Regions from separate parts of the Homo sapiens genome. Here region 1 is linked to region 2. Evidence: chromatin loops called from intact Hi-C (ENCODE). Cell type or tissue: PC-3. All regions are shown on one strand. Each heading gives the region's core, and the rest is flanking DNA. Links, peaks and the distances in the headings are about the cores only.

Evidence for each region. Hi-C counts contacts between places; a loop is a spot of excess contacts. Peaks named below come from ENCODE experiments on the same cell type or tissue, not always from the same donor. Only the 100,000 strongest peaks of a DNase experiment are listed, where the experiment ranks them.
Region 1: it touches region 2 in a loop (4-fold over the local background); 10 of 110 quality-filtered maps call a loop at or near these places.

The regions. Positions count from the first base shown.
Region 1 is chr10:76,415,166-76,430,686 of GRCh38, reverse strand. The region is part of intron 6 of LRMDA (leucine rich melanocyte differentiation associated); the gene reads right to left. Among named protein-coding and RNA genes, the nearest start is that of KCNMA1-AS1, 470 kb to the left of the region's middle. In PC-3, for the core only: a CTCF peak has its summit at 7,733; no DNase peak of the experiment used is centred there.
Region 2 is chr10:76,327,845-76,343,365 of GRCh38, reverse strand. The region is part of intron 6 of LRMDA (leucine rich melanocyte differentiation associated); the gene reads right to left. Among named protein-coding and RNA genes, the nearest start is that of KCNMA1-AS1, 550 kb to the left of the region's middle. RefSeq lists a silencer at 6,841-7,135. In PC-3, for the core only: a CTCF peak has its summit at 5,610; a DNase peak (open chromatin) is centred at 5,505; H3K27ac peaks cover 1,096 bases.

The sequences.
Region 1 (15,521 bases), core at 5,150-10,149, 86 kb before region 2:
TTTTACAGAGCAGAGAAAATGGAAGGAAAACAATATTCCTATCCCTAAAAACACTCACTGTGGTTCCCTAGGAGGAAACAGTAGAGCTCCAGGAGACAAAAATCCAGCTCTCAATTCCCTCCTGCCTGCCTGGAGAAATCACTCAGCACCCGTAATGAGAGGATGCAGTGGCTAATTTTGTACCATAAATCACAAGGTTAATACTATGACTAAAAAGTGATACCATCAGCTCCTTTCCTTCAAGGCTGTTAGATCTTAGTCAATTACTTATGAACAAAGATTTAAAGACTTCAGAAGCCCCTCTGCCAACAAAAGATGCTTTTACTGTTAGCTTTCTTTCCCCTTGAAAAGATTCTTGAACTCCTCTGGAAGGGGCTCCAGTGTGTTCTCAGCATTTATAGGAAGAGGTTTGCAAGGGAGCAGCAATTAACAATGCCAGGCTAATAAAAATCCTGGAGCCTCAGTATCTTCTGAATGATACTGCCGACACTCCTAAGGTAGCCTAATACGAGAGGAGAAAACACACAGAGATGGGGGAAAATATACCTTGTTTCCGACATATTTCTCAAGCTGTTTAAATATGAAACAAAATCCTACCAGGCTACAAGTTTCCAGCTGTTATGATATCATAAGATAAATTTACAGCTAGAGAAACAGCATGTTTGCTTTTATAAAGTATGGAAATATAAATGTTCCAAGTGTTAAAACTGTCCAAACAAATTAATTCAAGTAAAAATAGTTGTCTCGGATCTGGTTCTCTCACATTTGCTTTCTTTTTATAGAGCTCACCAGCACACTTCTCTCAACGCAGAGAGGAGAGGAAGTGCAATTCCATCTCGGCAGGCGCCTTTTCTGCATTTGGAAACCCAAGGAGCCCTACAGCAGGGAAGCTGGGTGGCCCCTGCCCAGGCCCCCATGGCTGATCTATTAATTAAAATCTTAATTTAGCCTCTTTGCAACAGAAGAAAGACACTGTGAAAGGGGACTGAGGCTAAAAATCTTACGATGTGCTCCCATTTGGGGATGTTCATTGTAGCTACAATGAAAAAAGAGTTTCTTTCCTCAGTGACTTTGAAAAGAATAGAGTGGTGATTAACAGCAATTTTTTTTTTAATGAAACGCAACCCGTCATCCCTGTCATCTTCTGGCCATCCTCGCTTGTACGCGCCTCCCTGACAAGAGGAATAATAATCATCATACATCACTGCTCTCCACGTCCAATCACCTAAATCTTCCCTCGCTGCAGCCTCTGAGACTCAATTACTTTATTGACATGCAATCTTCATAAGGGGAGAAATATTGTGCATGTAAGGTCACTTGGTTATGAAGACATATTATCATATTATCTGCATGAGGGTTGCAGGGCTAAGACCTGACAGAGCTAATTATAATGGTACATGATAGAAAGCTCAGTACACATTATTCGCATGGCTGCACTAAAGGTGAGCTAAGTCCATGACATCATGAGTTTTTGAGAAAATAATGCAACATTGGCTTGGCGGCTGTAACTTTTTTTTTTTTGTTAATTCTCCAACATTTTTACTTTGGGGTTTTTCATGCATGATGAAATAACTAGTTAAGGGATTCCTCCTATCTTGAAAAAGGCAGTGGCATGCCAGTGTGGGGAATGTGTGTGTGTGTGTGTTTGTGTGTGTGTGTGTGTATAATTGGCAGGGTTATTTCCTCATCTAACAGCAAGGTTTCAGTCCACTTCTCAGCAACTGAAATGACAATGACTCAAAGGAGAAAGGCAAATGGATACAAATTGGTCAACATGATAACAGAGTAAAACTTCTTTACCTCACCCTCAATTAACCCCTTCTCAAATCCTTCCCCTTTCTTTCTCTTGCTTTGCCTGGCAGAGCCTTAAGTTGCTGGGATTTAGCAGTCCTGAATATGGTTTCTTTGTTCAGATATACAGTTATTTGAGCTTTTGCCAGCAGCCACGTGCTAGAAGTTCCATGCCTTGCTAAGATGCACAGCTAGTGAGTCATTCTCTTTTTTGCATCCTCAGCCGGTTTACCCTCCTCATTCACCCCCACTGTATCTCATAGGGAGAGGCCAAGATGCTGAGCTCCAGTGGCAATCTCACAAGAAAGGAGTATCCAAGAAAAAAGTCTAGGCCAAGTCTCTGTGTTTTCTGGTCTTGGCACAGTTAATGTGGGGCCTGGAAGGAAAACTGGATCGATGGATCTATGATGGGTCTATAGCTCATGAAGTTAAATGATGAAATTAACTTCATCATGAAGTTAAAAGATGAAATTAACTTCATCATGAAGTTAAAGCCATGTCAATCTCCACAGATGGGCCTGAGCCAGCATCAAGGATGAAGGTCTGGACACCTAGTCTACTTAACAGGGGTTTATGAGCTTTCAAAAACAAGTAAAGGAACCATTCAAAATATCACTACAATCCAAGACAGGCTGGCTCCTCCTAGATATGCTCTCTCTCTCTCAATGAAGAACTAATTCAATAAAGTAGAAGAAAGCACTAAAGACTTCTAAACTCCAGAAACTGATTTAGTCTTGTAGCATGAGTGTTTTGGCTCAGCCACAAGAAGTAGTGAGCATAATAAGAAATTAAGGTTGTCCAAAGCCTGGCAGAGACACAACAAAAAAAAAGAGAATTTTAGACCAATATCCCTGATGAACATTGATGCAAAAATCCTCAATAAAATACTGGCAAACCGAATCCAGGAGCACATCAAAAAGCGTATCCACCATGATCAACTGGGCTTCATCCCTGGGATGCAAGGCTGGTTCAACATATGCAAATCAATAGACATAATCCAGCATATAAACAGAACCAAAGACAAACACCACATGATTATCTCAATAGATGCAGAAAAGGCCTTTGACAAAATTCAACAGTCCTTCATACTAAAAACTCTCAATAAATTAGGTATTGATGGGACTTATCTCAAAATAATAAGAGCTATTTATGACAAACCCACAGCCAATATCATACTGAATGGGCAAAAACTGGAAGCATTCCCTTTGAAAACGGGCACAAGACAGGGATGCCCTCTCTCACCACTCCTATTCAACATAGTGTTGGAGGTTCTGGCCAGGGCAATCAGGCAGGAGAAGGAAATAAAGGGCATTCAATTAGGAAAAGAGGAAGTCTAATTGTCCCTGTTTGCAGATGACATCATTGTATATCTAGAAAACCCCATCGTCTCAGCCCAAAATCTCATTAAGCTGATAAGCAACTTCAGCAAAGTCTCAAGATACAAAATCAATGTGCAAAAATCACAAGCATTCTTATACACCAATAACAGACAAACAGAGAGCCAAATCATGAGTGAACTCCCATTCACAATTGCTTCAAAGAGAATAAAATACCTAGGAATCCAACTTACAAGGGATGTGAAGGACCTCTTCAAGGAGAACTACAAACCACTGCTCAATGAAATAAAAGAGGATACAAACAAATGGAAGAATATTCCATGCTCATGGATAGGAAGAATAAAATTGTGAAAATGGCCATACTGCCCAAGGTAATTTATAAATTCAATGCCATCCCCATCAAGCTACCAATGACTTTCTTCACAGAATTGGAAAAAACTACTTTAAAGTTCATATGGAACCAAAAAAGAGTCCGCATCGCCAAGTCAATCCTAAGCCAAAAGAACAAAGCAGGAGGCATCAGGCTACCTGACTTCAAACTATACTACAAGGCTACAGTAACCAAAACAGCATGGTACTGGTACCAAAACAGAGACACAGACCAATGGAACAGAACACAGCCCTCAGAAATAATACCACACATCTACAACTCTCTGATCTTTGACAAACCTGACAAAAAACAAGAAATGGGGAAAGGATTCCCTATTTAACAAATGGTCCTGGGAAAACTGGCTAGCCATATGTAGAAAGCTGAAACTAGATCCCTTCCTTACACCTTATGCAAAAATTAATTCAAGATGGATTAAAGACTTAAATGTTAGACCTAAAACCATAAAAACCCTAGAAGAAAACCCAGGTAATACCATTCAGGACATAGGTATGGCCAAGGACTTCATGTCTAAAACACCAAAAGCAATGGCAACAAAAGCCAAAATTGACAAATGGGATCTAATTAAACTCAAGAGCTTCTGCACAGCAAAACAAACTACCATCAGAGTGAACAGGCAACCTACAGAATGGGAGAAAATTTTTGCAATCTACTCATCTGACAAAGGGCTAATATCCAGAATCTACAATGAACTCCAACAAATTTACAAGAAAAAAACAAACAACTCCATCAAAAAGTGGGTGAAGGATATGAACAGACACTTCTCAAAAGAAGACATTTATGCAGCCAACAGACACATGAAAAAATGCTCATCATCACTGGCCATCAGAGAAATGCAAATCAAAACCACAATGAGATATCATCTCACACCAGTTAGAATAGCGATCATTAAAAAGTCAGGAAACAACAGGTGCTGGAGAGGATGTGGAGAAATAGGAACACTTTAAACTGTTGATGGGACTGAAAACTAGTTCAACCATTGTGGAAGTCAGTGTGGTGATTCTGCAGGGATCTAGAACTAGAAATACCATTTGACCCAGCCATCCCATTACTGGCTATATACCCAAAGGAATATAAATCATGCTGCTATAAAGACACATGCACACGTATGTTTATTTGCGGCACTACTCACAATAGCAAAGACTTGGAACCAACCCAAATGTCCAACAATGATAGACTGGATTAAGAAAACGTGGCACATATACACCATGGAATACTATGCAGCCATAAAAATGATGAGTTCATGTCCTTTGTAGGGACATGGATGAAGCTGGAAACCATCATTCTCAGCAAAATATCACAAGGACAAAAAACCAAACACTGCATGTTCTCACTCATAGGTGGGAACTGAACAATGAGAACACTTGGACACAGGAAGGGGAACATCACACACCAGCGCCCGTTGTGGGGTGGAGGGAGGGGGAAGGGATAGCATTAGGAGATACACCTAATGTAAATGACAAGTTAATGGGTGCAGCACACCAACATGACACATGTATACATATGTAACAAACTTGAACATTGTGCACATGTACCCTAGAACTTAAAGTATAATAAAAAATATATATGAAAAATAAATAAATAAATAAAATAATAATTATTATTAGTAAGTTATAGCTTTTGCATGCCAAGTACTGCCTACAAATAACCTTTCTTCCTTATAATCCTTCAAGGTAGATTTTATCTCCATTTTAAAAGTTAAGAAATTGAGACGCAGAGGTTAAGCAACTTGGCCAAGTCCACACAATCAATAAATGACTGAGTTGGGATTTGAACTTGAGTCTGTCTCATGACAATGGTTAAAAAAGAAAAAAAAAGAAAAAAAATTAAGGTTGTCTAAATTCTCTCTTATTTAATACTCTAGGAACTCAAACATCTGAACTCCTTATACTAATGGCTCAAAAATAATGGTGACATTGGTAATAAAGCCACAAACAGATCTAGACCTTTTTTTCTGAGTTGGAAATTAAAGTGTACATAATGTGATATTGACATTAAGTAAATTTGATGGCGATCTGTTATAGTGGAAATGGTAACTCTTTAGACACCAAAATTTTGGATTGGCTATTTTGGATTGTTGAGTTCACTGCATTGCATCTCCACGTTCCAGCATCTCAAATACAACAACTGAGATGCAATGCAATGGGGAGGTTCACAAAATGTCCATTTCTAAAAGCTGAGATGCTAATGGGGAGAAAAGTGTATGGTCAATAGAAAGAGAGATGGGTTAAGGTTTAGAAGATTAAAACTCTACTCCTGACTCAACCACCCATCATAAACTTGCTGGCGCTTTTTAGTCAAGGCACAATCTCTCTGTACAGGTTGGAGAAATAACTTGGGAAAGACAGTAAGGTGCCGTGAAAAGACTACTGTTTTGCCTAATCAACAAACTGGGTTGAAAATCTCTCTACATCACTTACTGGCTTTATGATCCTGAGCACATTCTTTGCCTTCTGAGCTGCAATTGCCATTTTATTAAATGGGTAATGATATCACCCACTTTGAAGGATTAGCATATGAATTAAATAAGAAATGAAAGTGAAGATATTTTTGCAAACAAAATACACTTGATGAATGGCAGTTATTGTTACTGTTGTGGTCCTACCTGTTTTTGTTTTTGTTTTTGTTTTTTGAGATGGAGTCTTGCTCTGTGGCCCAGGCTGGAGTGCAGTGGCACGATCTTGGCTCACTGCAAGCTCAGCCTCCCAGGTTCACGCAATTCTCCTGCCTCAGCCTCCCAAGTAGCTGGGACTACAGGTGCCTGCCACCACGCCTGACTAATTTTTTTGTTTTTTTTGTATTTTTAGTAGAGACAGGGTTTCACCATATTTGTCAGGATGGTCTCAATCTCCTGACCTCGTGGTCCTACCTGTTTTAAACTGTTACGCAGGTCAATCATGTAAGTAAACATCAACTGTAAAGGGAAAATCCCAGTACTAAGTAAGGTGTGATTGTTATTCATGAGGGTCACTAGATCAGACTCTCAAATATGAGCACTTAGATCCTTAATGTCAAAAATCACTTTTATCAGACAATTGTTCAATATCCACAGCCATTGATATTGTCTTAGAAAACAGAAAGGAAAGTTTTGATGGCAGAAAGTGATGGAATGGAAGGGTAAGTCCCTTAAGACCAGAACACAACTCCATATAGAAGGTGAACCAGAACTTGGGATCACAAAGGAGCCCCTCTGGCCCTCTAGGAATCAGAGCATACTCTGTGATATTTTCCCTCGCAGCCTAGAAGTCAGGAGACCCCCAGGTCTAGTAACCATGGACACCTCCCCTCACCCCTTGGGGCCTCATATTCTGTATCTGAGAAGGTGATTCCTAGTCATTGGTTTTCTATAACAAACACCTCCTCGGTTGATTAGGGTCCACCGTTTAACAAAAATAGACACATGGGCAATGGGAAAACTCATTCTAGCTGAGTTAGGGCATCAGATTTTGATCGAAGTCAAAAGGGGACTAGAATTTATTACCAAACAGCAGCAATAGCAGCAGCTAAGTTTGAAACAGTGCCATTCCCTTTATAACAAAATTTATTAATTTTTAATTATTTTATTTCAAACTCTTGTGAAATCTGAAAAATCACTCAATTAATCAATAATCACATGAATGACTTCATACAACCCAGCCAACAACCTTATGAAAGGGTATGATTGCTATGCCCATTTTGTCAGAGAAGAAATCAAGGCTATGGTAAGTTAAATGAATTTATGTCTAGGTCAAACAACTAATAAGCAGCTTTATTTTATTTTATTTTATTACTATTTTTGAGACAGAGTCTCACTCTGTTGCCTAGGCTGGAGTGTAGAGGCACAATCATGGCTCACTGCAGCCTCGATCTCCTGGGCTGAAGCGATCCTCCCACCTCAGCCTCACAAGTAGCTGGGACTGAGGTGTGCACCATCACACTCGGCTAATTTTTACATTTTTTGTAGAGGCAGGGTTTTGCCATGTTACTCAGTCTGGCTTCAAACTCCTGGACTCAAGCGATCTGCCTGCGTCAGCCTCCCAAAGTGCTGGGATTACAGGCATGTGCCACTACGCCTGGCCTCAATTTTGTTTTTTAAATACACTCATCTTCGTGGAGTTTTTTGTCCTTGCTATAAAAGAGGACATTCACGTCTTTTGCATCTTGACCATTATTAGATAAAATAGGATATAACTTTCTCAAAGGGTTTTGTTGGTTTGCCCACTTGTGGGCAGGATTGAGTTGTACAGTTAGCTTCTTCAGTTCATTGCAGAGATTCAGGAATGCAAGTTCTTTTTTCATGAGGAAGTAAATTGCTATAAATCCATTGGAAAGAACAAAGACTTCAGATGGAGAGGGGAGATTCAAAGGCAAAGTTGGCTGTATGTGTAGGGGTAGATGCCCCAGGGGTATTACTGAGACCCAAGCAAACAACAGCAAACCTTTCACTTCTATTCTTCCAAAATAGTTATTTCCATCAAAGGCTGTAGGCCTTCAAAACAGCTCTATTAATAAAATGCAGTTATCCATGAGGAAGAGCTTCCCCTTAAGAATTAATACTTTCTTATCAAGATTTCTTTGACAACTGACCCTAGAATGAGACATGAAATAGGGGCCTGAGTAGAAAGAGGCTTAGCTTTTTATGTCTTATGATTAGACAGACTGAGGAGAGCATGGCGGGGCTGGGTTTCTGTCTTTGTAATGTGGATGATTTAGCCTCAAATTCAAGATCTGTAAAGTGTGAATAAAATAATTTGATGAGAGTGAGAGTGAAGTAGATAGACTAGCTGGCTGAAGACCAATGCTCCCACTGAGAAAAACTAAAAATGCTGAGCTAAATATGTGTAGAAAATCTTACGTCAGGGCCTCAGTGAGTTACTAAGGCAGTGACGACCTGAGAGGATAAGATCTTGGGGAGAGTGAGCGTGTGGAGACCTGAGTCCCACATTCAGTGCTACTGTCTCTCATGAAGCAATTTTCAATTCTCAACCTGCAATGAAGAGGCTGAGTAGCTGAACCAAACTTCACAGTCTTATAAGTCTTGGTGGACAAAATTAGACTGAAGATATGCCAAGGAGAAGGGGTCCAGGTAGACATCCCAGACTTTCAGCGAGGACCCTGAAAAACTACATCACAGGTGGAAGGGCAACTGGAAATAGATCTGTCCTCACCAAGTCTGCAGCCCAGTTTCCCATGGAATAAATCCCTAACTGGACTAAGGCAATCTTCCCCCACCAGACCTTCCTCCCAGAAACAAAATATGTCTTCTCTGAAGGAATATAACATTATTCAGAGCCTCAAGTTTTTTCCTATAATTTTTGTACTCAGTGTCAAGTATGAAATATCATGTGGCATACGAAGAGACAAAACCAAATGCCCAAAGATCCAAACCATCAATCAATAAGAGATAACAAGCTACAAAAGAAATGGATATTGGAGTTATTAGCCACGGACTGGAACATATCAATCACATATATTCTAAAGATGCAAAACAGCAAATGAAGGAATTTAGAAAAGAAATGACAACTATACAACAGAGTCAAATAAAAATTCAAGGCCGAAACATACGATAGCTTAAACTAATAATTTAATTGGTATATTTAACAAATGAGACATAATTGAGACTATTAGAAAAAGGGCGGCTGTGTCACAAGGAAGCTATATTAAATGTTAGTTAAGATGTCACTATATTAATTGTTAAATAGTCTATATATCACCATTAAAAGGAAGGTTTTCATAATGGATTTCAAAGTAATATACTGCTTACAAGAAACATATTTTAAATAAAAGCCTTCAGAGAATTTGAGAGTAGAGAAGTGAAAAGAAACTACACAAAGCAAATACTAGCCATAAGAGAAAGTGTATGTTTACAAATACCAAATAAACTAAACTTTAAGACAAGGACCATAACTAAAAATAAAGGGAAAATATTTCATAATGACAAAAGAGGTGGTTGTTCAGGAAGATGTAGAAATTCTAAATGTATAAGTTCAAAAACACATGAAACAAAAATCAACAGAACTATAGGGGACAAAAAGGAGAATTTCACAATCATAGTGGGAGGTTTTAGCATACTTCTCTCAGTAAGTAAAAGAAGCAGATAACAAAAAGGAATTAAATAAAAGATTTGAAAAATATAATTAACAATCTTCAAACTTGATCATACGCACATGTATATACACACACGCAAATGAAGAATACTGCACGTGAGGACTAAAGACATTGCACAACAGAGAACATTCACCCAAATTAAACATATTCCAGGCTATAAAGCAAGTATCAGGAAATTTGAAAAGGCAGAAATTGTGCCAAGTATATTCTCTGACCGGAATGAAATTACCTGTAAATTATTAACAAAAGATAACTAAGAAACACTTAAGTGCTGGGAAATTAAGCTACATACTTCTAAATATCTCAACAGTCAAAAAAATCAGCATAGAAATTAGAAAAGATCTTGAATTGAATGACTATGAAAGTATGTCATAAAAAAATGTAGGATACAGCTAAAGCCACGCTTAGAGACATATATATCAATAAATGCATATATTAGAAAAGAAGAAAGCCTAACATCAGTGATCTAATTATTCATCCTAAGAAATTAAGGAACAGAAAATAAAACCAACAAACTGGAATGAAGGAAACAGTAAAAACAGAAAATAAATGAAATTAATAAATGTACATTAAAACAGCCAACAAAGCCAAAACTTTTTTAAGACTTATAAAATTATAATTTCTGGGATGGGGGTAGGAATGAGACTGCTCAAGAGTAAAATAGAAAAGGTACCAAATTACAATATCAGAAAAGAAATGGGGAGTATCAATATAGTACCTGAAAAATAGATAAAAGGATACTAGGAACAATTTTATGCAAATAAATTTGACATTTAAATCAATTTTTAAAAATCTTTTAAAAATACAACAAAACAGGTATAATAAAGAATAGAATAGTCATATATCTTAAAGAAATTAAATCTGTAATTAAATGCCTTACCACAAAGAAAACTCCAGGCCTAGACAGTTTAGCCATGAATTTTTCCAAATACATAAGAAAGAAATAACACCAATATTAAATGAACTCTTCCAAAGAATAGAAAAAACAAGAAAATTCCTCAACTTCTTTTATGAGGGTAGTAAAATTTTATACTGACATTTAATAAGAGCATTACCAGAAAGAAAAATTCTAGGACAATCTTTGTCATAAACACAGATTCAAAATCCATAAACAAAATATTAACAGTTCAATTTTGTGTTCATATATGTGGCAATGTGTATTCACATAACACAATAAAGTTGGGTAAGTTTCAGGACTGCAAGTTGCTTTAATGTTTAAAAGACTGGGAGAAAATATTTCCAAACAATAGATAAAAGACTGTTATCGAAAATATACAAAACACTTAAAACTCAATAATAACCAAATGAACAACCCAATTTTAAAAATGGATAAAAGACCTGAACAGACACTTTATCAAAGAAGATATACAGGTGGAAAATAAGTAAGGAATGCTCAATAACTGCTGGTGGGAATGCAAAATGGTACAGCCATTATGGAAAATAATCTGGCAGTTTCTTACAAGAGATACTCTTTCCATACCATCCAGCAACCACACTCCCTGGTATTCACCCAATGAATTGAAAACTTACATCCACACAAAAACCTGCACACAGATGTTTACGGCAGATTTATAAACAATTGTCAAAATTGAAGTAGGTGAATGGATAAATATATTGTGGTACATCCAGACAATGAATGTTATTCAGCACTAAAAGGAAACATGCTATCAAGTGATAACATGACATGGAGGAAACTTAAATGCATATTACCAACTGAAAAAAAGCTAATTTGAAAAGGATACATGCTGTATGATTCCATTTATATTACATTATGGAAAAGGAAAAACTATGGAGACAATAAAAAGATCAGTGGTTACCAGGGAATAGTTAGGAGGGAGGGATAGAATAGGTGAAGCAAAAAAGATTTTCAGGGCAGTGAAACTATTCTGTATGATGCTCTAATAGTGGAAACATGTAATTTCATATCTATGAAAACCCATAGAATATACACCACTAAGAGTGAACCCTGATGTCAACCATGGACTTTGGGTGATAATAATGTGTTAATGTAGATTAATCAATTGTAACAAATGTACCACTTTGGTGTGAGATGCTGATCGTGTGAAAGGCTGTCCAAGTGTCAAGGCAGGGAGTATCTGGGAAGTTACTCTATTTTCTGTCCAAATTTGCTTTGAACCTGAAACTTCTTCCTAAAATAAAGTCTATTTTAAAAAATGATCAATGTAATTCATCACATTAATATAATAAAGGAGAAAAGCAAATGATCACCTCTACAGAGGCACAAAATATTTAATATTTGACAAAATTCAATACCCATTGATGTTGAAAACTCATAACAAAAGAAAAGATGCCTTTTCTAATTGATAAAGGATAATGATAACAGTTCTATAGCACTCATTAGACATAATAAAATTAAAAGCTGAGATTGAAAATGAGACAAGGGTATCTTTCAAGACCATTTATGTTCAATATTGTACTAGAGGTCATGGCCAATTCTATAAGATAAGAAATGAAATAAAAGGAATAGGTATAAAGAAAAAAATTATTACAGGGAGATTTGTGTACAGAAAACCAAAAACTCTAGAAACTCTTAGAATAAATAAGTGAATTTAGCAAGGTTTCTGGCTTCAAAATAAACATATGAGAATTATTTCAATCTTTATATACTAGCATCAAAAAATAAGTAAATCATATTACCATACTATTTTGAAAAATCATATACATATAAATATAATGAAATATGTACAAGACTGCCACACACATGCATGCATACACACACACACACACACACACAAGAAAAACTAAAAATTATTATTGAGTTAACTAAAGAAGACCTAAATAAGTGGAAGAACATTCCCATGGTCATGAATTAGAAGATGTCACATTGCAAACATATCAATCCTTCACAAATTGGCCTATAAATTCAAAATAATCCCAATCAAAATATCATCTTTTTTCATTGTTGTTGTTATTATTAGGACACATATGATTCTAAAACTTGTATGGAGATTCAAAGAGCCAAGGATAGCCAATATGGTTTTGATACATGACTAGATATTAGACATTATTATAAAACTGTAGTCATTGACAGATAAGGGCATTGACCCAGAAGAGACAAGAATACTAATGGGACAGAATAGAGAGTCCAAGACAACTTCACATATATGAAGACAATTGATTTATGAAAAAAGCAGTGAGGAATGTCAGGTCTTTTCAGATATCCTTATGAAAAAATAATTACTGACCCCCTTACTACACACCATATAAAAATGTTAGGTGTACTGTAGTTCTAAATGTGAATGTAAAATACAACACTTCTAAAGGATAACACAGGATAATACCGTCATGACCTTTGAGTAGACAAATGTTGCTTAGACAGGACTTCAAAAATACTAACCATAAGGAAAAAGACTAATACATTGAACTCCAATATTTTGGAATACTGTTTAACATTGAACAACAACAACAAAAATCCCCAAATATACATACTTCACTCTTCCATTTATAGAAAATTTAAAAGTAATCAAAACTAATCCATAGAATATGATGTCTGAATGTTGGCTACCTTTATGGAGGAAGAAGTAGTGCCTAGGGTGCGATATGAGAGAGTTTGTGGGGGGCAGGGGCCATTGCCAGTATTTTTTTTTTTGTCTGGGTGGTGACAGCTCATGATAATTCATAAAGTTGTATACTATGATTTGTGCATATTGTATAGATACGTCATAGTTCACTTTAAAAGTTTATTTTAAAATAAGTTGGCAATTGCCAAGTGAATACAAAGGCTGTAGCACAATATAAGAACTCTTTCCATTTTCTTTGGAAGATTAAGGAGCACTTGAAAGACATGCTAATAAAACAGATATAAAAGAGAAATTTCAGCATATTGCCTTGTGCTGATCAGAAAGAATGATCTAGAGAGGAATCAGTTTAAAAATATATATCAACAGGTGTGACCCAGGCTGTGACTGAAACAGACCAAATTGTATCCAGGCAGACCAAATTGTTGATGCAATCTGTAATTTCCCACCTAATCCCACCAAGCCAGAGTAAAATATGATATGTTACCAAAATTAACCTGCATAAGGGAGTCAGGAAAGTTAAATTCACAGAGTAGAATTGTCCAGCTCATTAGTGAGTGAAACATTTCCGGCCTAGGAGATGCACTATGCCTCGTCCATCATAGATAGTGCTTATACATCCATAACAGTTAAAAGATAGAAATGCAAGAATGGGCAGTGCAGACACACCTATACAACATACAAGCACACACAGGCACACGCACATTTCCTTAATCATTCACTAACTACAAACCAACAGGGTGTATGTGTGAGCACTGGGGAGATGAAGTGGAATAGGAGAAACAGATATGCAGCCTCTGCCATGAAGGCAGTGATATTATTACGACTACTTGATCTCTATTTCATGGATTGTCAAATTCTGACACATGAGCCTGTTAAGCAGACCCTTAGAAGTTACATGTCAAAATTGCCTATATATCCATGGAGGTGGTTTTTGTTTTGATTTGTTTTTATTTGGAGTGAAAGGCTCCACAGTGTTGAGCACATAACCACTGGTTAATTTATTGTTTACAAATTGCTTTTACAAACATCATCTTCTTTGAATTTCATAACTAACCTGGGAAAAAAGGCAGCATAGTAGGTAATATATTATTCTAAAGATTAGGACAAAAAAGCTTAAAGAAGTTAGATGGCCTGTCCGAGGCCGCATTATAAGTGATAGATCTGAGGGTTGAATCAAGTGTTAATTTTAATTTCTTTAAAATCTCTGAAAAATATTTGACACATATCCACACGAACCTCAGCAGGACAGGGGAAGCATGATTCCAGGTGGCACTCCATTTCCCTCCACAGCAAGGGTCATGTGAACCACCTTCAGAGAGTCACAAATCTTTCCTTTCCGAAACTTCCATCCCAGTCCTGCCTTGTAGAGTTCTGCCATATTAGTTGAATGCTTTGTCCTCAGGTTCTGCCACGATTTGGATGGTTGGAAGTACAGTATGCTTCTTCCTAAGTCTCAGTATTTATCTGGCACTATCAGTGTTTCCATATGATACAAAGTGTAGGCTTGATCCCACAACATGATGCAGTGAATAGCGGCTTCACAAAGCCCTCTCAGACCTTGCCTCACAAAATATGTGTGAGCTGATTAAAAGCCTACTCTTACATTTCCCCTTCTACAAAGCCATGCAAGTGTGGAGGTTGCAGCTGGATTTAGGATTCCTCAAGAAGCAGCGAGGAGAACAAGACATGGAGTCAGCCTTCACAAAGCCTGTGTCAGTGCATCTCGTGCGCACAGGAACATGTGGCAGGCTGAGCTATGATGGGCAATAAAGGACAGCCAGGCTGACAAAGTGTGGGGAGCATATGGCATGGGTGGGGCCCATAGCCATGTCAGGAATGCACGCACATATGGTGATGATAGTGTGTATGGGATCGTATCCTTAATCTTTCTTTTCCAGAAAAATCTGTATACACACACGCACACACACACACACACACATACACGCCCCAGCCAAAGATGAGAGAATGTTAATATGGAAACTGGTGTTAGATACCATTTAGTCCAACTCCTACTTTTTATGGAAGAAACTGAAGCCTAGAACGTATGGGACAGAACATATTCCAGGTCACACAAACAAACCCAGGAGCTAGAATCCAAGACTCCTTATTCTCAGAGTACAGCTCTTGTGTCCATACTAAGCTACTTCTCAAAAAAAAATGACAGCACCCAGCTTTATCTACCTTTCCCCAAATGGAACTAAAGCTCTTCTGGACAGAAAGCCCTTGTAGCAGGTCTTAAACAAGGCAGGAGAAGATTCAGACTCTGGACTGATGTCTTTATGTCAACCCTTAACTGTAAAACTTAAATGGAACCTTAGGAAGTCCAAAAAGGAGCAGAAATCTGTCAGCTTTAGAGAACCAGAAGGTCCCCAGACC
Region 2 (15,521 bases), core at 3,608-8,607:
TTTTGCACCTATAGTTAACATTGGAGTGAGTATGCAGTTATTTTCTCTGTAATCCTTATCAGTGTTTCTATAAAGCCCTTATCAGTGTTTCTGTAAAGGCCTTATGTACTTCACAAAAGAAATTTGGAAGTACTTCTTCACTCTGTAAATATACTTCTGTAAGAGTAAAGTAGTACTTCCATACCCTGCAACAGTTTAAATAGCATTGGGATCAGCTCCATGTTATGCAAAAGCCAGCTTGTACTGACTCACAACAGCCTATCTGCACATCTCTTCTCATCTTCACTTTAAGTGATGTCACACAGGTAGCTTGAAATAAATTATGACAGAAATATTTATGCTTAGAAATCAGCAAACAGTACAGATCAGGGTTTTTTTTACTCCCTGCTCCAGCCCCCAGACCCGGTTGTTAAACATTTAGCAGAATACTATAAGTATCTACTCTTCTAATGTTTGGTAAAATTTCCTTGTAAAACCACCTGGACTTGGTGTTTTTGTGGGAGAAGTGATAGGTCTTTATGAACTTTATTTTGCCTGTGGAAATCAAACTGTTTCAATCTTCTATCTCTTCTGGGGTCAGCTTTGGGAAATTATATTTTCCTACAAAATTATCCACTTGATGTAGATTTTCAGATATTTGCACAGAATTAAACACAGTTTCTTCTTAGGATTATTTTAGTTTTCTCTTGTTTCTATGGCTTTTTATTTTTTTATTTTGTATATTTGCATTTTCTTTATTTTTCCTTGATTGGGATAGTTAATAATTTAGTTTTTCAAAAAAATTAACTTTTGGTCTATTATACTTTTTGTATTCTATCTTATTAATATTTATTTTTAACTTTAAAACTTCCTCCCTTCCACTTTCCTTTGATTTATGAGGCTGATATTGTTTTTGAGTCAGATGCTTAATATATCTTTTACAATTTTTGCTTATTTTTTCAAGTTAATATATGTACTTCAAGCTATCTATTTTCCTCTAATAATTATCTTAAATCTATCTATACATTCTCATAGGTAATGGTTTCATTAATATACTTCTCTAGCTATTCTACAGTTTAGGCTTATATGTTATCTTTTTTTTGTTTGTTTTTAATCCCCCAGGAATTCTTAACCATATATGTTATCTCTGACTTGAAATGTAAGAGTACTAGAAAATTTCTGGGTAGAGGGCTTTTTTGCAATCTAATTTTGTTATTTCTGGTTTTATTATATTATGATCTCAGTGTTATTGTACTACCTCTATCTACTGAAATTTATTGAAATTTTGTTTGTGATCCAGTCAGTATATTACCGGGGAATACTGTATTTGCCAAAATCAGTCAGAGCAATACTTCTGGTCCCACATGCTCTTCCAGAATTTTGCCACTCCCCATGAACAGGCAGAGTCTATTTGCCCTTCCCTTGAACATGAGCAGCAGGACTTTTGTAACTACCGTAATGAACAGAATATGGCCAAAGTAATGCTGTATGACTTCTGAGGTCATAAAAGATTCTATTATTTCTGCCTGGGTCTTCCTGTCTCTTGGGACTCTCACCCTTAGAACTCTGCTACTAGGCTATGAAAAGCCCAAATGAGCCAACAAAAGGAAACCACATGGAGAGGCCCACATGCAGGGAAAGGGGGGCCCTTAGCCAACAGCCAGCATCAACAACCAAACATGAACATATGAATCTTCTGATAATTCTAGCTCCCAGGCTTCAAGTCTTTTATTGAGGCCCCAGGCATTACAGAGATAAGCCATTCCTACTATCCTTTCTTGAAATACCTGACCCACAGAATCTGAATATAATAAGTCATTCTTTCATAGAATTAAATTTGAGGGTAATTTGTTACACAGCCGTACTAACTGGAATAACAATGAGTGTTTATGTTGACTTGAAAAGAAGCATATCCTATATTGTTAGGGTACAGAGTTTGATATGTTTTAATCAAATCTACCTTAATAATTTTGCTATTTTTGTCTTTCATATCCTTATTTTTTCCCCACTTAATCTGTCAGTAAATGAGACAGGTGAAGGAGAATCCCCTAAGACTAGTATATTTTTCAATTTCTCCTTTCATAGCCTATGATTTTTCCATCATGAATATTGGCACTTTATTTTGCTATATAGCTATTCGTAATAGTTATTTCTAATATGAATTTCAACCTTCAGTACCAGGCATCTTTCTTTGCCTCATTTACTGTTCTGCTTGAATTCTACCTTGTAAAACACTATAACGACTACAACACCTGCTTTCTTTTTATTCACATTTGTCCATCCTTTTATTTTAACTTTCCTGAGTCAGTTTGTTTCTGTTTCTCTTCCACAACACAGAGCATTAGGTTTTGCCTTATAATTCACTCTGAAAATCTTTAAAATACATGAATTAAGCATATTTATATATTTTACTACAGATATAATGGATCTTAGTTCTGTTATGTTATTAGGGCAAAACTGAGTAATTGTCACAGATGTCTTCTGGCCTACAATCCCTAAAATACTTATTATCTGCTCCTTAACAGAAAAAGTTTGCCTACTCCTGGTCTAAGTCATAATATTGACTGCAAATAATGCTGAATTTACCCCAATCTTTATTGCGCTCTGTGTTGTTGTTGTATATCTCATTGCTTTGGCTAGCACATCCAAGGGAATGTAGAATAGTCCTTCTCTGCTTGTTCTGAGACTTTGATGGAAATTTTTTAAATCCCTCTTTCATATGCAGGTTGCTATAGGTTTCTGGTAGATACACTTTATCAAGTTAGGGAAGTTCCTATCTATTCTGTGTTTACTGAGAGATTTTAGCAGAAATGGTTGTTAAATTTCATAGGTTTCTCCCTCTCTCTCTCTTTTTTTTTTTTTTTTTTTTTTGATACAGGTTCTCACTCTGTCACCTAGTCTGGAGTGCAGTGACACGATCTTGGCTCACTGCAACCTCCGCCTCCTGGGCTCCAGAGAGCCTCATGCCTCAGCCTCCCAAGTAGCTGGGACTACAGGCATGCATCACCATGCCCAGCTATTTTTTGTATTTTTAGTAGAGACAAGGTTTTGCCATATTGGCCAGGCCGATCTCAAACTCCTGAGCTCAAACAATCCACCCTGCTTGGCCTCCGAAAGTGTTGGGGTTACAGGCGTGAGCCACCATGCCTGGCCTCCCTCTCTTTTTATAACTAGTAACATCATCCTTATATATAATCCCATTTTCTTTTTTAATATGCCAATATGACACATTTACTGATAAATTCTAAAAGTAAACTAACCTTTCAATATTGAGATAAACCCTACTTGGTCAGGAAGTACTATTTTTTAAATGCATTACTAAGTCTTATTGTTAATTTCTCATGGAGGATTCCTTTATTCATATTTGAAAAAGAGACTGACCTAGAGTTTCATTTTCATGTTTTCTCACATTGCTTAGGGTCAGTTATGGATTCCTAGTAAGAGAAAAAGAGTAATTTTCCATATTTTTTATTTTCTGGAATAAATTATAAAAGATGAGATGCTACTTCTCTTTGAGGGCTATATGGTTATTTTTAAAGTTTCTTTTATCATCTTATTTTTTTCTCTGTTTAGACTTATATTTCTTCTTGAGACAGCACTGGTAACTATAATTGCCTTAAAATTACTTGTTTTACTTAGATTTTCAGATTTATCAATATGAAGCTCAATAGCTTTGTGGGGTTTTTTTTGTCTCATTATTCCTAATGTTAAATGTCAATCTCTATTTTTTCTTACTTTGATCTGCTAGGCTCACCTTTTTCTTAAATATCTGTTGGTATTGTTGATAAAGTATATTGTACATTGTTTTTATTTTATTAAGTCCTTCCATGTGTCATTAGGTTTGCTTGGTTTTTTAATTAGGATATATGAAAACATAGTTCATATATTTTTATCTTCTATTCCTTGTTTTACAGTTTATGTTTCTAAGGAGGAAAAATCCTTTAATTAGACTTTTGGTATATCCCACAGTTTTTAATATACTACAGTGTTATCACTTCCATTTACTCTTAAAGTATACTGTATACTATTTCCTCATAAACCCAAAACTTCATTTATTTCTAATTCTGTAGTCTATAGTTCTTTTTCTTACCTCTTTTACTTTTTTTTTTTTTTTTGGAAGGAGGGGGAAGGAAGTCTTCCTTTTTTAATATAATTTCTAATTTGACTTAGTTATGGTCAGTTAATTTGAAAGAAGCATGTTACACTTTTCTTTATGAGCCAGTTTGTGGATATGAGCCAATTTGTGACTGTTTCATACAGGTTTTTAAAGAATATCACCTTATTTTCCATGTAACAAAAGGAAGGTATTGTAAAAAGTCCATTCATTTAGCTGTCATTTTCATAGGAGATGTGCTAAAGTCTTCATGATGGTGACTTTGTTAGTTTTTTCTGGTATTTCTAGAAGTTTCTGCTTTATGAATTTCAAAGCCATGTCATTGGGTACATTAAGATTCATGATTGTTTTAGATTCCCATTATATCTTCATAGTTATACAAAATAACCCTCTTTGTCATTTCAGTAATCATCTTGAGTCTTATTTTGTCTAATATTAACATTGCTCTTCCTGGATTTTGTGTTAGCAGGTATCCAGTATTTCTGTCCTTTAATTCCAGTATTTTCAAGTTTTCTATGTCATTTTATTACATGCACCTCTTGAAAAAGTATTTTATTTTACATTTTTTTTTAACCAAATCTGGTAGTGCTCTGTCTTTTAGTCTAGTTCATTCTCATTTATTATGACTTAATACATTTGTACCAACTCTTGCCATCTTATTTTTCTGATCCAATCACTCATACTTACTGCCCTGGCTTAGAGATAGCTCTGTTACTTGATGCCTAAACTAAGGATGGAGAGAAGTATACAGACAATGTGACCCATGTGGCTGTACCCACTGAGGAAGCCCAAATTATTGCCTGCTATGAGGCCCCCAGTAGCTTTCTCTGTGCTTAGAGAACTCCTGAAGCTAGTTCTACATCCATTTATTTATTATTTATTTATTTATTTATTTATTTATTTATTTATGAGACTGTGTCTCACTATGCTGCCCCGGCTGGAATACAATGGCTATTCACAGGCTCAATCACTCAACACTACAGTCTCAAACTCCTGGATTCAAGCAGTCCTCCTACGTCAGGTATATCTGAGCTTGTAGGTATATGCCACCCTGCTGGGTCTTGGTTCTGCATTTTGAAACTCTGTTGCATTTGTTTTGGGCTGTGATCTTGCAGGAAATCTATAGTTTCTGATCAAAAGCAGTACCCTTTCTTTCTTTTCCAGTTAGTTATTCATTTGGGAATTGTTTTTTTTTTTTTCTATAAGGAGAAGGGTAACAGCATTTCTATTATTTCTTCTGCCTTGAAATAGCTTCCTGTCTTAGTCACAGTAAACAGTGTTAAAATAATCTATCAGGAAGCCATTAGGCTGAGATGGTTCCAGCACTTTGGATTCCTACATAAGCAAACCAAAACCCAAGTCAATGTAAGCAGTAAAATGAAACTTAAGCTTAACCAACAAGAAACCACTAACTAACTTCTAACTGGGACTTTCCACTTTAACCAATCAAATAATTTCTTTGTCTTGGCTTCCACAAACACCTTATAAAAAATATTCCCTCACACCCTCTTGGTGGAGCCCTGAACCACGTGCAATCTAGTGCTGCCTGATTCATGAATCACCATCTGCTCAAATAAATTCTTTAAAATTTTAATGCTCCTGGGTTTAACATTTAACAATGGGCTACAAGTTCTAGCCCCTGGTATTGTTCTGGCTTCATCTACCACTCTCCCCCTAGATTACTAACTCCAGCCACACTGACCTCTTGGTTGTGCTTCATGTATGCCAGGAGCACGCTCCCACCTCAGGGCCTTGCACTTGCTCCTTCCTCAGCCTGGACCACTTTTCTCTCAGACATTCTCAGGGTTCCATGCCTCACCTCCCCAGGTCTTTACTCCACCATCATCTTCTCAGTGGTGACTTCTCTGGCTGTCAGATCTTAAATTGCCAACACATACTCTCTCATGCCCTTGATCTGCTGTCGTTTTCATCTTAGTACCGATATACCATGTGGTGGTTTTATTTTTATCTTAGTTATAGATCCTCTCTCTGACTAGAACATAAGCTCTTTGAAGGCAGAAATGTTTGCCCACTTTATGCACAGCTCTATCTCTAATGTTTTGAACAGGGCTTGACACATAGAACATGCTCTATAGATATCTCTTGAATGAATTAATAAACTTCCAGGGATTTGGAAGAAGAAATGGAGGCTATGGAATATGTTAAGTCTGCTATCCTAGTTCCCCTTGTACTTTAGAATCATGCAGACATGCCAACATTCACTGCCCTATCTAACCTGTCTCTGGAGGAGTTTCATTTTCTGATTTGAACATTATATGAAATAAAAGTTCCAGAGAGTTTCCAAGGAGGCAGATTAAAAAAAGGGGGGTGGGGAGAAATTAGACATAACAAGGAAAGCTATCTCTTGAGAAAAGAAATTTGTGTAGGAGGATGGTTGTATGGGTTTCCTTAATCAAAAACAAAAAAGGGACTGCATCTTATCCTCTTTGACTCTCCTTGATTTAGGATAAACTGATGAGGTATAGCAAGATAAATAAAGGAATAAAGAGCTAATCCACAAGGGAGAAGACTGTTTTATTGCTCTCACACAGATGTCTGTCCTAACAACACAGGATATTTTTTTTTCCTTTGGGGGAGGGTGGGAATAGAGTTGGGGAAGCAGCAATTTAAATTGGGACCTCTGGGCAGTCTGTGTTTGGGAATTAGCACTGCATTATTTCCCTGGCTCCCCACCCCCTCTTGTCATTTAGTTGAGAAACATTTGCCCTGGAACAGCACACAGAGTTTGCATTAGCATCCCTGAGGACAGAACTTTGACCCCACAGACTAAGGAAGCTACAAATGGAAAATTCCAAGTTGCTGTACTCTTTTATTTTCATGCTAATGCTTCTGCAGAGAGTATTTAAGGAAACAGATGCACAAGAATAATAAAGAGCTGAGGACTAAGAACTCCTCTGGCAACTGAAGTTATGCTCCGTCCAGCATGATCCTGTATCTCCCTGTGCTTGCACAAGTCCAGGAGGGTCAAGGTGAAACCCTGATTTCATTTTATGAAAAAGCTGAACCAGCACTGACATAGAGAACCCAGGATTACATCCAGTCAGGATTTGAAAATTGTTTAAGTTTCATTTCACTTCCTTCAGGCTACCTCAAAGAGAGATGAGCATGTCCTTCAGTAAAAGGCCTTGGGGAATGGTGATTTCTCTATCTCCCTTGCCAATCCACACCCTAGTTCAAAACAATACTCATCCTTCTGTAAACCAAAAATAAAATTCTAAGCCTCCCTCAACTATCTTAATAGACTCCCTCCTGTTGGCCAGGGCACTCCAAAGTTAACCTGAAAAACTGATTCAGGCTATGATGGAAAGTCGGGGGTGGGTTGGACATGCCTCATTATGCCCTCCTCCCTGTTGGAATTCAGGAAAAGCCAACCAGCATTTAACATCAACATAGACCTTAAGTCTGATAAGAAATATTTACAATCTATTCTCTCTGAAGCCTGCTACCTGTAGGCTTCATCTGCATGATAATGCCTTGGTTTCTACAACCTCTTATATCACCCAGCTGTTCCTTTCTATTGACAACTCTTTCAACCAATTGCCAATCAGAAAAATTTTAAATCTACCTATAACCTGGAAGCTCCCCCCACTTAAAGTTATCTGCCTTTCTGGACCAAACCAATGTATATCTTACATGTATTTGATTGATGTCTCATGTCTTCCTAAAATGTATAAAACCATGCCATACCCAGACCACCTTGGGCACATGTCATTAGGACCTCCTGAGGCTGTGTCACAGGCGCATCCTTAAGTCTTTGCAAAATAAACTTTCTAAATTTATTGTGAGACATGTCTCAGATACCTATGGGTTCATACTTCCTTTGGATCTAACCTAAACAGTGCTTACTATATTTGCAGCACCTGGCTACTTCCCTTGTATTCTGTGCAACAAGAAAAACTTCTCACTTTGTCCTAAGAATAATCTCATCCTCGGTATAAATCCTCATGTGGGAGACATATGAGAGCACTACACTCTGCAAAGCCAGATCATCTTAATGTTTTATCCTAATTTGCAAACAAAACTTAAATTTTACTTCACCCTAGCTATGTCTTGCAAAGGAGAAGCTAACTGGAAATGTAGAATAATCATATCTAATTCTTGCTTTAAATGATCCACCCCCTACTTTCACCTAGATTATGACCAGAAACTAGACAAGAATCCACAACTTGATCTCTTCCTAAATCCTTTCACACTTGGAACTCACGCAGGGAAAGTTCTTTCAACTCAGTTCTCACCTTCATCCAAGGCCACCTCCCAATCTTTCTATCATCACAGATCCCTCCCTTCTCTGCACTCTTCCATCTAGCTTGGCCTCTGCTTTCTCTGCATAGGACCTTGTCTCCAATTAGACTGTAGGATTCCTGAAGGCAGAGCCCACAGCTTCTTTTTCATCTCCTACATGCCCTGGTGCAGGGTTCCACATGTTACGGCTCTCATGAAAACCATGGTTGAGTGACTGATTGAAGAAACAGCAACAGGCCCCTGCAGTGACCTGAAGCATATGGAATTCTGAGCAAGGGAAATGAAAAGCCCAAAAAGCCCAATACCACACCCTTTATAAAGTACACACATCACAACAAATCCAAGGTTATTGGAAAAGTAACAGCCCTCTCCCCAGACCAGCCCCAACCAAAAAATTTCATTAGAATGGATAAAGAAACTGCTGTAAATATTAATGGCTGGAGGAGGAAGCTGGAGGACGGCAGGCCGAGCTGAGCAGGTGTTCACTTCCCTCAATTTCAGTCCGTTTGCAGCCAACAACGTCATCATTTGGCCTTCTTGAGCTCACCGACAGGCCATTTTTCATGATTTTACCATTTCTGGCCAAATGCAAACTTTTTAATTAAATGTGCCACATGATTCCAGATGTTTGTTTATTTGTTCCAAAAAAGGTTGTAAAATCACTACATGAGGAAAAACCTGGGGCAGGGGTAAAGTTTTCTACAAGAGACAGGGAAATAAAAAGAGTCAGAAGAACTGGGACTAGGAAGTTAATACTGGGCCGAGCTCACGGCTGAACAATTTAGACCAAAAGCATTGGCTTCAAATCACTCTCCTTCCAGGAGCCCAAGATTCAGAAATAAAACACCCTGGACATTTATTAGTTCTTAAGAGAATGAAGCTCATCTTTAAGCCAAAGGCTAGAATGAGAACAAATGTTTGTGGCTGCTCTGCCTGCTTTTTGTACGTTTGTTCCTGCTGCCACAGCTCCACTACATTAACTCCACCGGTCTTCCATTTAACAGGCCAGATTAGAGTTCATGCATGAATGGTGGGAGAGAATCCTGTGATGAGGATGAACCGACAGAGGGGCAACAGGCAGAGACCACAGCCTCCCACACACCATGCTGGCTTCCTTATAGCTTTCTGGTCCTCTGTTTCTCTCTACCCTGAAATATAATCAGTATTCGGTCTATTGTGTTTGCAACAGAATGTTTCTCATATTCCTTCCTTTATTTTTTGTACTCCCAGTCAGCCAGCCAGCCACTCCAGGCCTTGATCATCGAATGCTGGATTATTGTAACATTATCCTGGGCCCTGTGTTTTAGTTTCAAAAGCCAACATCAGAAATATTCTGAATAACATGCGGAGGAAAAACACTGACTGTCCAGTTTCTCTGATGCCTGAGCCCTCGTGACCAAACCATCAGCAACCTCATACAACAACTCCATAGTGGCCATAAGGTTCCCTGTGCATGGCCCCCACTCCTGCTCTCCTGGCAGTATCTATCCAGGCCCCAGCTGTCTTCCCCATCTGTTACCAAGTTGTTTTCTAAATTACCTTTGCTAGAAACCTGCTCTTTGGAGGCATCACAGTCTATGGGCACAGAACCTGGTTATCTGGAAATCTAAGGCTTCTAAGACTGAAACAATTTCCTTCCAATCCCATCCCACCATGGCCTCCTTGAATCCAGGCTCTCTCCTTTCCAATTACCCCTGGATACTGCTTGCAGATTAATAATCCTACAGCATGGTTTTAAATAAAATATAAACCCTTCTGTCTGTCCAAGGCCTGCCATAATGTGGACCTATCCTACATAAGGAACCTTATTTCTGACCTTTTCAAAACAGGGTCCCTTTCTCTCATCAGTTCTACCTGTTCTTGTCCTTGTGCTTTATCTTTACCCATTTATCTTTCTGGAATGCCCTTCTTTTGCTCTCCACTTAACATGTTCTTCAAAGCTCAGTGCCAACATCCTCCAAAGAGTCATGCCTGAGTAGTCTCACCTACATTGCACGCTATCTTTTCTAAACGTTGAGAGCATTTGCAGCTTTTACCAACTAATAGAGCTCTTATTTATGTAATATATAATATATTGTTTGGTTGGTATTACTTCATTTTTGGGATCTCCTCAATCAAACCATAAATTCCTAGAAGATAGAGATAATATTCTCTATTTCTGAATTCTCCACAAATCCTAACAATACACTCAGTACACAATAGGTACTAAATGAAGACATGTTGGGGAGATTCTTGAATGACTGTGCTCATAGCAATCTTTGTCTTACTGACCATATCATACTTTTTTCTTTATAAAAAGGGGCAAGAAACAGCCCAGGACTCTAAAACATAAGCACATTTAGAACCTTCCACCCTGTACATTCTAGGCTTCCATTTTGTTAAGATAAAGGGAGCATGTTTTTACTATCATTTTTTATTGGGACTGTCTGTTGGGGGAAGAGTTGTCATTCTGACCTCTCATTTTACAGAAGTAGGGTTTGCTACTATTTGAGGGGCAGGGGAAAACTGAAATCCATTTTTTCCTCCTTGCTTTGCTCTGGGAGAGAAAAACCAGATTCGTAGCCCTTCTCTGTCTACAAGTATACCACAATTCTGCCCAAAGAATAGAAATAAAGCAATCTCAGAGACTGCAAATGAAAAATCATCCTTGGAGGAAAAGGAGAGGAAATGGACCCCTATGGATTTCAAATGTTTAAAGGAGGTTGCTTAAAGTTCCTGGCTAAACTCCATGCCAGTCTTGGTAATAGTCTAACAGATTCATCCATCTTCAATTCCACTTGGCTTGCTCTTCCATCACTGCCACCCTCGCAGACAGCGAGTGCACACATGCACATCTATCTATATATATGCGGAAGTTTTAATCTACACTACCCTCCATTCCAATCCACCCAGCCCGGCTCTGTACAGAGTGAAGCTATTGACCCTGCAAAGTAGCAAGGAGATGAATTTGATGACCCAGACCGGAGTTTTTAAACCATTTCAGCAAGGTCTAGAATCAAAGGAAAGTACAATTTATTCAGCACTTAGTAAAGTCCTTTTACTTTGGAACAGAGTGCACACACTGAAAATAGACTCCTACTGCCACGCAGATAAAATAAACCTGTCAACCACTACTGTCAAATCACTAGTCACCTCGATTAAATAAAGGAAACTTTAGCATCTCTCAGCATCTGAGAATTCCACCAAGATTATAAGCCCATAAAAGCATTATGAAGGAAAGAAAACTAAAGTAATGGGTTCTGTTGAAAATGTCATCAGAGGAAATCATTTTACATAATTAGCAAATGCTAATAATAGTTCTGCACGAGGAACCAACACACTCTTCCCCCACACAGTCAAGGCACAGTGGTGGCAAGAAGTCTAAAAGATACAAGCCAAGGCCATACTCTTATTTGACAGGACCCCTGGACAAAAACATATTCTTGTCTCTAAGGAGGTTTTTTTCTTTTTTCTTTTCTCTCTCTTTCCTTTTGCCACTTTTCAATACATTATCCACAGGAGAAATTTGGATCTGTTGTGCTTCTATGAACTTTCAATGAGTCATTGACAATTTTTTGAGAAATTATTTGATGCTTAGCTCTCTTGAAAGACTAATAAAAATATTCTGGAAGGCAGAAGGCAATATATAAGCAGGCTGTCTCACTCATAGGGCCTGACCTTAGGTGAGACCTATGTGGCAAAGGCTCCAGAACCATCAGGTTGTTCATCCCATCTTTTTGTTAGTTTGCTTGTTTTGTTTGAGACGGACTCTCACTTGGTCGCCCAGGCTGGAGTGCAGTGGCACGATCTCCACTCACTGCAACCTTCGCCTCCTGGGTTCAAGCAATTCTCCTGTCTCTGCCTCCCAAGTAGCTAGGATTACAGGTGCCTGCCACTGCACCCAACTAATTTTTGTATTGTTAGTAGAGATGGGGTTTCATCATGTTGGCCAGGCTGGTCTCGAACTCCTGACCTCAAGTGATCCACCTGCATCAGCCTCCCAAAGTGCTGGGATTACAGGCGTGAGCCACGGCACCTGGCCTCATGTTTATAAATGGTCAGTGATAACCAAGAGGCAGTAGGCAAAAGATTCCTTGATGCTAAGCTATTAAGCTGGCCTAAATAAATGCATCTATTTTCCTGAGTCTTTGCTATTGTTTTCTGTAGATTTTGTTTATAATGATCAGACCTACTTAGCTTTCACATTCCCTGTGGCTGACATGAAAAGATAGTAGAAATCTAAAAATGAAAAACTAAAAGTTGGCTAAAAGAGACATACTGCCTCTGACAGGGCTCAAAACACAATACCCGAAATTGTGGCACCTTGACGTGCTGAGTGCTTTGAAACAAAAGACACTGGAAGGGCCTCAGAAGCAAGGTCTCTCTGGCCTTCTCTTACCTGCTCCCTCATCCCTCTGTCTCTGCCCTGCAGTGAGTTATAGAAACCAGAATTCCTCTTCCCTAAGTGGGGTCATCGAAACTAGAATCCTATCCCTTAAAGCCAGCCATAAAACCTAGAAAATTCACACTCTCTCTTCTCCTTTGAAGACTCTCATTTCAGAGGGTTCTGTCCTATAACCAGGGGAAGGAATGCTACATAGAGAGGCCAAGAAGAATCTGAACAGACAGGCCTTGCTAGGTTTCCCCTCAATCTATTCCCATTAGATCATACCCTTTGTCTAACCATGTTTCTACACAGCTGTCCATTCTTCATCAACATAAGCATAAAACTAGTTTTCCCTTTCATTTCTAAAGGCCCCCCCATCTCAGAAAACTTTGATTAAGTAAATTTCTTATCCTCTTCTCTTGTTAACCTGTCTTTTGTTATGGGCTGTGACCCTTATAATAGATGAGGAAAAGTATCGCATCATTCTGCCCCTGCACCTCCGAATCCTATAAGCCCAAAACAAATTGTGAGCAATAGTTTAGTCATCAAGTAACTTCCTTTTGAGCCCTCCTGAAAGCATTATGCTTGTTGGCATGAAGTTTTTCTGGCCAACATCTCCCCATCCCAAACATTTTTGTCTACATTGCTACCTCTTCACATACAGACATTTAAATTTCCTTTTATTCACTTTCACTTTGGCGATTTAATGAGTTGAAGCAAAACACTCTGTATTTATGTCTTCTGTGGAAACGTATTTTATGATATCTCAGGCTAAAAATGTTTTAAATAATTTAAAAAAACACAGTTTTTCTTTCGGTCTTTTTCTTCTTTTTTGGATGGCATACATTGAGCTGCTTCATGGAGATATACAGAAAAATCAATTGCTAAGCATAAAATGCAACTCACATTTAGGAAACTGCAAATGATAACTAATTATAATAAGTTGCTATATAAATTACTTTGTGACAGTCCCAGCAATCAATTTCAAACACAAATAGACCAAGCCCCTGGTTGGAGAGGAAGATGAGTACCTAACAACTGTGTCAATAAAAATAATGGCAAGATTGCCAACAATAGTCAAAGTAGAAAGGTTATCATCTCTAAGCAAGTTTCACAGCAAATTTCCTCTTCATTTTTTTTCTTTTTGCTTTCTTTCTTTTACACATTTCAAGTTCAATGTTTAATATGGCAAGCTAACTATGGCATATCTTCAAGACTATAGTATAAGCATCAGGAAATAAATAATTCAGGGACATTCACTAGGCTTGCAATTATCTTGCAAAATGTGCGTGCAGACAAGTTGAAATGAGATCCTCCACATGATAGCTATTGGCAAGGCAGGGTTATGGTAGATGTGCTGGATTATCTGTTTTACCATTACCACCATCTGCTTTCTTCTAAGGTTTTCTCTGTAGCTTCGAGGGAGAACTGAAAACTACATCGGAGAATCGCCTTCAGTGAATCAGCCTAGGTTAGAGTTGGGCCAAAGAGAGATGCTGGAGTATGATTTGGAAATCTAGAGAGATGGAGGAGCAGGGCAACGCATGGATAACAGCAATGACTGAAACAGTCTCCAGGTGAACGTGAGAATCCCCTCACTGGTGCTTCAGATAGAGAAAGTCAGTGGGAGACACCCAGATGTTCCTGTGATCCACAGAAACTTTCCAGCAAGCTCCTGAGAATCACTGGTTCAGTGCTGAGGTTGTGACTCTGGGTGGTGGCAGCACCTCTAATTCCTTCCATTAAAACTCTTCATTACTGGAATACATACAGTGCCTTCTATTTTCCCTGTCTGAATCCAGACTGACATGGAGCATTCACCCTTTTTGTTTTCAAATTTTCTCCACTCCTGATTTTATTGTTCTGTAATTTAAAAATACAGAATGGCAGGGCAGGAGTAATGCAATTCTTTTGACAGAGGCAGGCAAGTGGGATGCTGTAGCTCCTAGCAGCCTTAGCACAGGCTTTGGAAACGCATGGCAGTGGTGAACATTTCCAGGCCATGCCTCTCCCTCTACTTTTTTGACTCTTCCTTCCAGCTCAAGGCCACAGTTAGTCCTACCTACACTTGCTTCATACGCACTGGGTAAAGGACAAAGGTCAGGGGGACCTGAGAATTAAGGGCACAGGGCTTTGATTTTGTTTCCCTTGCCTGTTGTTGAGTTGCTCCATCATCCCCAGCAATTCTTGATGTCTCCCTCTGTTAAATGGGAAAAATATTTGCACTCCTCACTTTACAGGGTTACCCTGAGGATGATATAGTTTACATTCTAAATAGAAATGTTTTCCCCAAAAGACATAATGCCCTGTACAAATGTGAATTCTACTTCTAAGAGCTACCAGATAAAGAACGGCAATACCTGGCACGCTGGGGCATGTCCTGTACTCGTAATATATTTAAAGGGACATTTCTCCAACAGATATTTTAGCGCTCCTCATAACATGGACACAGCCAAGGATACAATATGTAGATTGCCACGAGGGAACAACTGAGATTACTGACACATTCCCATGTCCTCCTCATTCCAAAGATATGCTCCAACCCAGGGCAGCATTCTCAGAAAGAATTCAGGTGGACCATTCTAAATCCATGTGTGTACCACAATCTGTATCTTACTGAGAGTCTGACCCCTTCCTTGAGAGTTTCTGTTCTAGTAAAATAATTCCATCAGTTACTTCAATTCATCCTATTCCCTTCCCTACCGTCAAACCGCCAATGCTTGAAAACTACAACATTAAAATAATCAACTATCTAGAAGTTAGGCTTTGTGACTAAATGCTTTCTGGTAATGAATGAAC